Linked DNA regions of Homo sapiens: all the other regions are linked to region 1. The links are chromatin contacts, found by Hi-C or POLR2A ChIA-PET in ENCODE. All regions are on one chromosome and are shown on one strand. The core of a region is the stretch at or near the end of the contact, and the rest is flanking DNA. Distances in the headings are between cores, read along the strand shown.

Region 1 (3,507 bases), core at 297-2,796:
TGGAGCAATGGGAAGTATTTTTTTGCAGGCTACAAGGTACCATTTTCAGTGTCTGATGAAGTTCTCCCTTTGGTGTGTGTCAAACAATCATTTCCAGCCTCCAGATAAAGAGACAGAGTGGCCCAGAAATGCCCTAAGCCCACTAGAGGCATGCTTGCCTAAGCTGGCTGCATCTCTCCAGTTGCAATGCACATTTTTTGGGACAATAATAAATACTGGCTCAAAAGAGAATGATGGAAAGTACATTTTTAGGAGATATGAGATCTAGGTCTATTGATGGATAAACTGATTTTTTTCCAGTCACTATAACATCTGTTCAGAGTAAGTAAGCATCACTGCACAGGGAGATGGAGGATGTTAACTGATATTGGGACTACAATTAGATAGAAGAAAACCAGAACCAAGGCACACACACTGTTCAGATAGTTCATAGGGTTATTTTAATCACTGATTCAACTTTACAGAATGAAGTTTCTCCATTCAATTTCACATCAGTAACTGCAGGTTGTATTATGTCTAAGATTGGTATAGAACAACAGCAATTTCACAATATCTAGACAATGAATGAATATTAAAAATCTATTTCATTAAAAAGCTCTTTCAGATACTGGTATCTGAAAGAAACCATGTTGGACGCAAAATATATCAAGAAATCAAGAACTCAATATAATGAAAATAAGGCTGAAGACTGCAACAGATTTGAATACAGCATGCCTCTATATTCTAGTTATTAATGATTGATTTTTAAGAAAACCTGTTTCAGTGAAAAGGGCAAGTAATCTTTTTTAATCTCACTTTAAAATATTTCCTAGAACTTTCTCATTCATTAGCTCACTTGATTCTCAAAACAATGATTCTCATTCATTAGCTCACTTGATTCTCATATTCTCATAATCCTAAAATAAATGTTATTATAATCTGTATTTTAAAGTTTAATATTTTGAAAGAAATAAATTACATAATTTGATGAGGGTGATAAATTGGGACTCCAGTCCCAATTTAGTTCACCCTGAGCAGGTCCATTCTCACATCAACCTGTTACACCATTTAAAGAAATAAAAAATGTCCATTACATATATTTTTAAGTTACATTCAGTCAAACAAGCAGTTACCTTAGCACTCAGATGTGTAAAAACCAGTGCAACAAAATTTCAGTTTTTAACAAGTCATCTGAAACAACAGAGGACATAATTTTGTCCTGTTCCCAAGATACTTTGTGTTTATGTTCCTAAATCCTAAATTCCTAAAATTGCATCCTGATAAAGAACAGTAAATTTGTTTCTCTACTATATTTACCATATTGCCTCATTACTTGATCCCTCCTTCCTTCCCTCCCTCTCCCCTTCTCTTCCATTCCTTCTTTTCTTCCTTCCTTCTTTTAATAAATGTATATATATATGTGTGTATATATATATAACCAATAATTACCAAGCACTTACAGTACACTGGGCAGAGTGCTAGGCTCTTCACTGAAAACACTTCAAAGTATAATAAGAGAAACAGGAAGCAATGAAATGAGTCAGCTAGTTTTGGAATCAGGTTAGTCACAGTTGATCTCAGCTGCAGGCCCGGAAGGTTGGGGGTGGGCTGCCTTGTATTGCAAACACATGCATCACATCACACAGACATCCTGCACGCTGGAGCACAGTAGCCTGTCAGTTCCCACTGCTGAGTCATTTACAGCTTTTATCGTAGTTAATGCCAATGATTATATATGTTAAAAGTACTTATTAATCCTTGTACCAAATATAGAAGAGGGCTCAGACGCTTCTTATCTCATGGTTCTTAAATCTAACCATGCGCCATACTCACTGGTAGTTTTACAAGGAATGGATTCTTGAGCTCCTCTAAAGAAATCAGTAGCTCCAAGAGAGATGTTTTTAAAAATCTGTTTCTAGTAAACTCTCCCAGTGATTGCTGAGTAACCTACTTAAAATGACATTGGAAAACCATACACTAGAACCCTGCTTTTGATTTTTGTTACAAGATCTAGAATCAAGTTCAAATAGTCTAGATAGTAAAATATTGTGAGAATTTTTTTTTAGTTTTAGAAATCCTACAAGAAGTATAAAACTATTGTTATAGTCCATGCAACCAAAATTCTTACCCAACTACTGGAAAATGAAGGAGTAAAAAGAGTTGGCCAGGGTAGAGACATCTGGATCCCTCTTCGGCAACCTAAGAAGATAAGTCTGTCAGAGAATAGTGATTATAATGAGTTAATGACTATATGCCTGGTTTGCTTTAGACAGCCCCATGTCATGCCTTCTGTCTTAGTATAATTATTAATCATGCTACCCATTTCTTTCTCCGAAGTGTCCCTATTTGAACAACAAGTTATTTGGTCACCCCAACTAAAAGGGAATCTTGTCAGAGACCAATGAGTGTCGTTTAGTGAATATAGAAATAATAAGCAGGCTCTATTTATTCATTTATTCAACTCAATTCAGCAACACATTTGTGCTAGCATTCGCACATGCCAAGTCCTGCATAAGTGAGGAAAGCCCCTTGCCTTGTGGAGCTTACAGTCCAGCAGTGGAAGACTCACACAGTATACAAATGAAAAACAAATTAAAAAGGATAGAGATTACAATAACTGCTATTATGGGAATAAAGAGGATGATATAATAGGATTTCATGGGATGGACAGGTGTAATGAGGGGAGGCCTTCTGGCAGACCATCATCTGTTTCAACCTCATTTTGCATACCTTCTTGTACTCCAGAAACTGGAAAGCTAAAAGCTATGTTTCATATCCTCCTCCGCAGCTAGGGATCTGGATTTAGACACAGACAACCAGATATACTCATGCGAAGCACTGATTCAGAACTAAACTGTAGAAGGACGACGCAGTGGCAGAGAAGGTGTCTACTTCACTGGCACAGAAGTCCAGTCTCCTTATTGTCAGACAGCACATAAGATGTGTTCCTGAAGGTAATGGTTCTGACCCCACTTCCTGATCCCCTACTCATGGTTATAGTAGTACAACCCTGAAGCCAGCAGTTGGGACAGCAGTCTTCTAACTCCCCAGCTTCCTGATGAGGCAGATGTAGAGGGCCAGTTCTGTGGTGGTGTTCTTGGAGTCTGGAATAGTTCCACATCAAGAGCTATTCCCAAGACCTTCTAAAAAATTGTAAGCACTAACTTACCATGTTAAGTTCCCTTCTGATTAAAATGGAGTGGTTTCTGTTATCTGTCACAGAATGCTAAGTGATAAAGACCTAAAGAATGAAAAGGAGTCATGTGGCAAATAAGGGGAAGAGAATTCCAGACCGAGAAAATAGCAAGCGTACAGGGTCAAGGCTGGGAAAAGACTTGGCACGTTCAAGCCACAAGAATAAAGTCACTGTTGCTGGAGGAATGAAGAGGTGGGAATGCGGAAAATGAGACACTGTGGGAGTCTGATTAGGGCCATGTCAGTGAGAGACAAGTTCAGATTTTTCCTAGTATATTGGGAATTCATTGAGGAGTTTCAATCAGGCATGATCTAGTTTTAAGAATATTAGAC
Region 2 (3,304 bases), core at 269-2,768, 690 kb after region 1:
TTAAACATTTACAGACCATAGGAGTATATTAACTGCAGGATGCCTTGAAAAAGAAAGAAAAAAGACTGAGCGACTGATCTTGTGGAAATGATTTAAGGTGACACTTGCAGTACTTTTTTTTAAGGGATCAAGCAGGGGAGACCTCTTGTTTGTACAAGCTTTTAGCTTCATAACTGGCTTATGCTAGGGAATATCATAGCCTGCTTAAGAATGACTACTGGGGCAGGAGGAAAAAAAGCTAGAAAAAAAGAGAAGGCAGAGTGGCTCTGATGGAGGGCAAAGCAACTGCGGACGAAGAGGGGTCTACCTGGTTCACAGCATCCGTGATGATGGTGGTCAGTCTGACAGTATTTGTCCCTTAAAGGCATTTTCAGTGGACTCGACCTACTTTGCTTTCACTGTAAGAAGCTCTTCATTGCGGCGTGGCTGTTGAAAGAAGCACAAACCCGTCACTCGCCCTGAACTTCCTGGGGGGCACTGGCTGCATTTTCCAGATACGTTCCCATCATCAGCTCTCCGCTTTCCCTCCACGGACCCGCACCTCCCTCTCGAAAAGAAAACAGAAAGACGCACAAACCCTCCTGCAGCCCAAACTCCCCACACAGGTTCATCGCCCTACCCGGAAACGCAGCCTCGGGTGCGCAGCGCAGGGCGAAGGCCTGGCCGGCAGCGCGGGCGGCTGCGGCCTCGCCGTCCCGGGCGGGCGCGCGGAAACGGAGCGCAGAGCGCGGCGGGCACCGCCGGGCTCCGGGACTACGGAGGTGCCGCTCCCGCCGGCTGCTGGCCCACGCCGCGCCCTCCCGCTACGCACGTGCGTTGGGGTCTCCCTGGCGGAGACCCCGTCCCCACAACCAAGTGCGCCCAACTTACTCAACTCTTAGGGCGGGCCGGCGGGCGGGCGGAAGGAAGGAAGGCAGGCCGGGCGGCCGCGGGGACAGCCTGGCGTGGGAGGCGGCTGCGGGCCCCACCTGGCGCAGCCTCCGCTGACCACGCGGGGGAACCCGGACTCGGGCCCGACGCGCTCCCAAAGAGTCCCCGCCGGCGCTGACGCGGAAGCGCCACAGCTCACCACGTCCCTCCGCGGGCCGAGACGACTGCGGCGGCGGCTCACGGCGTCCTCCGCGCTGTGTGGCTAGGCGGGAGGCGCGCGGGCGGAGGCAGTTGACAGGAGGAACCGCCCGGCAGCAGCTGCCGCCGCCACCACCGAAGGAGCCGGAACCGGAGCGGGCAGGACCTGAGGCTTCCCTCGCCGGGGCAACGGCTGCCGCCGCAACCCGGGTCCCACCAGCGCCGCTCCACCTGCAACGGTCCCTCAGGCTTTAGGAGAGGGGCGGAGAAAAATGGGGGTCTCCCCCAACCTTGGGCCTTTTCGGTGGTAGTTGTTGTTTCAGGAAACTTTATTAAGTCAGCCTCTCTTTTACTCTGTCGCCCCCTCCTCCGGAGAGCCCGAGCTACCGCCGCGGAGCGCGTAGGAAGGGGGAAGCAGAGACTCTCCGGCAGCGACAGGGAGCGACTGACTGACCCCGGACGGAGATGGGGCGAGGGCAGGAAGTGACAAGCTCACCGAGTGGGTGGGGGGAGTGTGGCCGGCACGCCCGGGAGCGCCGCGCGCATGCGCCCGGCCGGCGCCCCCGCCTGTGGGTAGGCGACGCGCTGTGCCCGCCGCGGCCGGTGGGGAGGGGACCGGGGCCGCCGGCGCGAGGGCCGTGTCCGAGGGGAGGGAACCGGGGCGGGGGACACCAGGGCCGCGGCCGGAGTCTCGGGCCGACCGAGAGCCGAAGCCCAAAGTGAGGTGTGAGGCCCGCGATGCGGCGTGCGCGCCCACGGAGACGGGCTGCTCGGCCACCAAACTGTTGCTCTCGCTGTTCTCTGTTCAGTGGAACTGAAACTCGGGGAGGGTTGGGAGAGGACTTAGGAAGCGGTGGGCAGATGTATGAGCCATAAGTAGTGATGATCCCCAAAAGGCTGTCAGTGCATTGCTAAATGGCAAAAGTTGAACATTTTTTTCCTGCCAACAATTTTCGAAGCATGCCTCCCGGAACTTGGGGATTCTTTTATCAGGCCCAAGGGAGGGAAAGCATCTATTGGTAGCAGATGGGTATTTATCCTGGCAGCTCCGCTTCTCAAACTTGAAAGTGGAGTTGGGTCACGTGGGCTCACGCACTTTCCCTCCTCTTCTGCGCCCCGATCCTGCTTGGAAAATCCTCGAAGATCCCAGTCATCTGTCAAATTCTGCCAACCAAGGGCCGCTTCTTGGGGGCGAGAGAGCCGCCTCCGTTGTTTCCTCCCAGCTCCTGGAACGTAATTCTTGCTCTTGGTGACATCAAGCAAATATGTGTCCACCGCCCGTCAGGAAATTTTAAGAGAATAAAGCCCATTCGCCTTGTCTCCGATCCTCCCCAAGATCCACTGAAAACCTTTCCAGTTGGTCCAACTTAAGCTGCCATTGTGCGGGGTCCTGAAAAAACTGAAGTTCAGTAGATAGACTTTGTTTAGAAGAGAAAAAGTTCAGTTTTCAAAATCCAAAGGAAAGTTTGTAAATTGATACATTTGTTACTTTAAAAATGTTGGGCCAGGCGCAGTGGCTGGTGTTTGTAATCCCAGCACTTCGGGAGGTCAAAGCGGGAGGATCGCTTAAGCCCAGGAGTTAGAGACCAGCCTGGCAACATGGCAAAACGCCCTCTCAACCAAATAAAAAAAAATTAGCCGGGCAGGATGGCGCGTGCCTGTGGTCCCAGCTACGGGAGAGGCGGGGGCGGGGGGCGGGATGGCTTGGGTCCAGGAGGTGAAGCGTTTGCATTAGGTCTCCGGGGATTGCAGCAGCTTGATTCTAGGGGATGACAAGAAAGGGATAGAAACGTGATCTTTAACTAGTCACATAAGTGGTATGATCATATATATCTGTCCCATAGTTAAGAGGCATCACCCAACGTGAAACTAAAATATGAAATGCCACAGTTTATAAATTAATGTAAAATAAGTTATGATACTTCTGTGATAGTGTTTGTTATGCAGCCAATAAAAATCACATTTTATATAAAATTTAGTTGTATGGAATATGCTTAAGCAACAAAAAAGAAGTATTTTGAAATGTGATATTTTAACAGTGGGCTGTAACAGTGCAATTATGAATGATTTTTATTTTATTCTTTTGTATACTTTGCAAAATTTGTAAATTAAGTATATAAAACTTTAATAAGCAGAAAAATTTTGAAACGCAGTAAGAAGGCTGTAATAATATGAAAATGGTATACACTAATAAAGCTCAATGTCACTCCAAAAAATGCAGTGAAAAAAGACTGAA
Region 3 (3,153 bases), core at 607-3,106, 880 kb after region 1:
AACAGGCACATCTTGAGTAAAGGCAATGACAAGAGGTTACTTCTGAGAAAATCCCCTTTGCCTTCGGCCACTCTTCCTAGAGGCACATACCAACAGAAGACACGCTACCTTTTACTATACAGCTGCCACTATACTGCTTCATAGAGCACAGCTGGTAAGATGCCAATGCCCAGAAGTGCAGAGCTGTCTGGCTTCAACCCAGCCTACACTGAGAAGCTCCACATCCTCCTGGAAGCACATATGTCAACACCGCATAGAACAGGACTTCCCAGGTTCACTAGTGGAACTTCTCAGGTGGCATCAAAAATGACAGTATAGACACTTAGCTCTAACTAGCAAAGGAGGAAAAAAACCCTAATATTTCTCACTTCAGGTCAATGGCTGATGTTTGAAAGAGATATGGATAATTACCTTTCTCATTTCCTGCTGTAACTGAGCCTGGAAATGGCTCTTAAGGCGGGCAGCCTCTTCCTGAAGTTCTTGCAGCCGGGGATCTGGCTGATTCTTCTCATCTCGAATGGCCTGCAGTTCACTTTTCAGCTCCTCCACCTCACGGGTCAGCTGCTTGGTCTGCAGTTCAAATCCTTCCATCTGTTCAGCTGCATATGCTCGTCCTGCCAAGGCTTCTCGGGTCTCTTCTAACCTAAGCTCCAAGTCCTGGCGCTGGGTCCTCTCCTCCTGCAGCAGCTTCTGGAGCTCACGCAGCATCAAGGCATGGTCACTCTGCTCTTGGGCCCGATCATGCTGCTGCGTGATAAGCCGGGCTTTGGTTTCTGCTATTTGCTCCTGCAGCCCCTTCAATTCTCCCTCCAGGCGGGCCCTCTCCTCCTCCGCCTTGTTACTGGCATCCTCTAAGTCCTGTTTCATCTTTTTCTTGTCAGCCAAGTAAGAAGCCTCCATGCGGGACTTCTCCTGAGTGACTGTAGCCAAAGAACTGGTCAAAGTAGCCAACTGAGTCTTCAGCTGGTGCAGTCTTTTGTCCACCTCCCCACCTGCAAATGGCCCATCCCCACTGCTACTGCTAACGCCACTCTCGGACCAACTGGCCTCTTCGGACTTTGGAGGTGGTGGTCCACGGGCCGGTCTGTCATCTTCTACCCCAAACTCACCCTTGGTGCTGGTGAGACTGGCCGCAGTATCCAAGCTAGTGGCGGTCCCAGTGCTATCCTCGCTGTGAGTGGAGCACCGGTCATCCACAGAGTCAGGAAAGGTGAGGCCTGGAAGCTGGACACCTGCGAGGCCCACATCTGCCTCGTGGGATACCGACAGCACCTTGATGCTGGCCTCTAATGCCTCTTTCTCCTTCAGCAGGCTTTTATAGGCACGGACCACATCCTTGAGCCGTGCCTGGTACTGGAGAAGCTGCTTCTTCTGGGTCTCTATAGTCTCCAGCAAGTCCTTCTTGCTCGGGCCGCCCCCGAAATTCATCCCAAACTTCTCCATGGAGGGTCTGAACGGATTGCCCCACGTCAGCTTTCCAGCAGAACGGGAGAGGGCCGTGAAGACGCAGGCGGGGGCTTAAAGAAACAGCGAGCGGGCTGTCCGGCGGCGGGCCGCACACCTACTCCACCTAGTTATCCCGGACCTAATGCGGAACGGCCGGACGGACTGGCGAAAGCGGCCGCCCGGTCCCAGGCCCGGAGGGCTGGGGCGGATTCTACCCCGGAGGCGGGGCGACACTGGCACCAGAGGTGCGCACTGCCAGGGCTCGTTAGCGCTGGCCCAGAAGCCGCTCCGCACTCTCCGCTCGTCTGGGCCACAGCAGCCCGGGCCGGCCCCCTCGGCCCACGTCGGCCAGAGGGTTACGCTGAGCTCGGTCCCATCACGACATCCTAACTAAAGCTGCCTGCCGACAACGGCGCTTCCGTGTCCGCTGGAAGTGACGTCAGCGAGGCGCCGCAGGCTCCGCCCCCAGTGGGCCCAAGGTAGGCGGGGCCAAGTCGGCCGGTGGGTGGGCGCGGCCTGTTGAGAACGCAGTGGGGCCGCGAGCGGCAAAAAACAGGCTTGGGAAAGGCGAAGCCAGCAAAGTCGAAGACACCAGAGTGGCACCGGTTTTGTGAGAGCGCCCAAGCTTGACCTCGGGCTACGCTCAGCGAGCGACAGAGCAACGTCGCACTGCATTCTTACCAAACACCCAGGTGAACGACGCATCCAACGATTTGGGAGCTCAGGACCCATGGTCCCTAAAAGGCAACAATTAAGACTCCCATTTAGACCACGAAAACTGCAGTCCTCTATAGCACAGTGCTTGGTACCTAGTAGGCATACAGCCTAATAGTACCCTTCCTTAGTTCTGCTGAGTTGATTCCACAAATATTTACGGAGGGCACTCTATAGCCATGTCTATCCTGAGTGCCAGCTATATACCAGGAGCTCACAAGAGTTTTGCTATTTAGTCTTTACAGTAATTCTTGTAAGCACTATACTCATTAGCACTATTTTACAGATATGAAAACATGAGGCAGAAAGGTTATACGTAACATGCCCAAGGTCACACAGCTAGTAAGTTTAGGAGTTCTAATCAGTCTGATTCTCAACGTATCACGTGCTGTGCCAGATGGTAACACCATTAAGAGACACGACCTTGCCCTCAGGGAGCTCGCAATCTAGTGAGGAACCAGACATACAAATATGTCCTGCTATCACACCAGTATGTCTGGGTATATTCAAAGTGGTATGAAAGTTAAGAGGAAAGAGGCCTGTCTAGGTGAGGCATGGAAGGCTCTTGGGAATAATACTTTGGGATTTGAAGGATGAGTCGTGATTGTCCACCTAACCAGAGATCAGGGAAACTAGCATTCCAGGCAGGTGGAAAAAAATGCAAAGACCTGTAGGGTATCGGAGTTTGACTCACCCAGAAAGCATTCAGTAGCTTAGGGTATGTGAAGGAGGTGACAACAGAGGGGCTGGCACAATAGGTAGGGACCCAACTTATGGCATTTAAATTTTATCTTGGGTTATAGTAAGGCCCTAATGGATTTTAATCTGAAAAGTGGGATGTCATCAAGACTTGTATGACATGTTGGAGGGAACAAGGGGCAGGAAACCTGTGAGGAGACTTTCAGTCATGGGGAACAGAAGGTAGTGACAACAGAGATGGAAGCAAAGAGGCTGATAAAAGAGCTAAATGTAGAATTGACCTAACTTGGTGAA

Evidence for each region. Hi-C counts contacts between places; a loop is a spot of excess contacts on that map. ChIA-PET counts read pairs that join two places held with the same protein, here RNA polymerase II (POLR2A). Pooled maps may share reads with other maps.
Region 2: a loop to region 1 is called in a map of mammary epithelial cell, with 19 times the contacts of the local background. The contact joins the promoter of ZNF800 here to the enhancer-like site in region 1. A Hi-C loop is called at or near these places in 1 of 168 maps with a recorded cell type or tissue (mammary epithelial cell), 16 of 37 single-sample maps with no recorded cell type and 10 of 50 pooled maps. POLR2A ChIA-PET finds 5 or more read pairs at or near these places in 1 of 52 experiments (RWPE1).
Region 3: a map of endothelial cell of umbilical vein shows a loop between it and region 1 (15-fold over the local background). The contact joins the promoter of GCC1 here to the enhancer-like site in region 1. A Hi-C loop is called at or near these places in 1 of 168 maps with a recorded cell type or tissue (endothelial cell of umbilical vein), 2 of 37 single-sample maps with no recorded cell type and 5 of 50 pooled maps.

What each region holds. Positions count from the first base shown.
Region 1 is chr7:126,699,650-126,703,156 of GRCh38, forward strand. The region is part of intron 7 of GRM8 (glutamate metabotropic receptor 8); the gene reads right to left. Among named protein-coding and RNA genes, the nearest start is that of MIR592, 360 kb to the right of the region's middle. RefSeq lists enhancers at 1,096-2,295, 1,372-1,691, 3,024-3,073. Within about 2 kb of position 1,547, at least 5 of the 41 ENCODE cell types and tissues checked have a DNase peak (open chromatin) inside an H3K27ac peak, as active enhancers do; they include endothelial cell of umbilical vein and mammary epithelial cell, where a contact is called at or near this core.
Region 2 is chr7:127,391,190-127,394,493 of GRCh38, forward strand. It overlaps ZNF800 (zinc finger protein 800), which reads right to left and starts at 1,519. Exons shown (of 6, transcript NM_176814.5): 1 at 871-1,519; 2 at 308-426. The coding sequence starts at 368. RefSeq lists silencers at 679-1,078, 1,479-1,878 and enhancers at 974-1,474, 1,319-1,448, 2,189-2,318.
Region 3 is chr7:127,583,740-127,586,892 of GRCh38, forward strand. GCC1 (GRIP and coiled-coil domain containing 1) reads right to left here and starts at 1,857. Exons shown (of 2, transcript NM_024523.6): 1 at 412-1,857. The coding sequence starts at 1,443. All of the region lies in intron 1 of LOC105375490 (a long non-coding RNA gene), which reads right to left. RefSeq lists enhancers at 1-486, 205-1,205, 1,206-2,205, 1,926-1,975.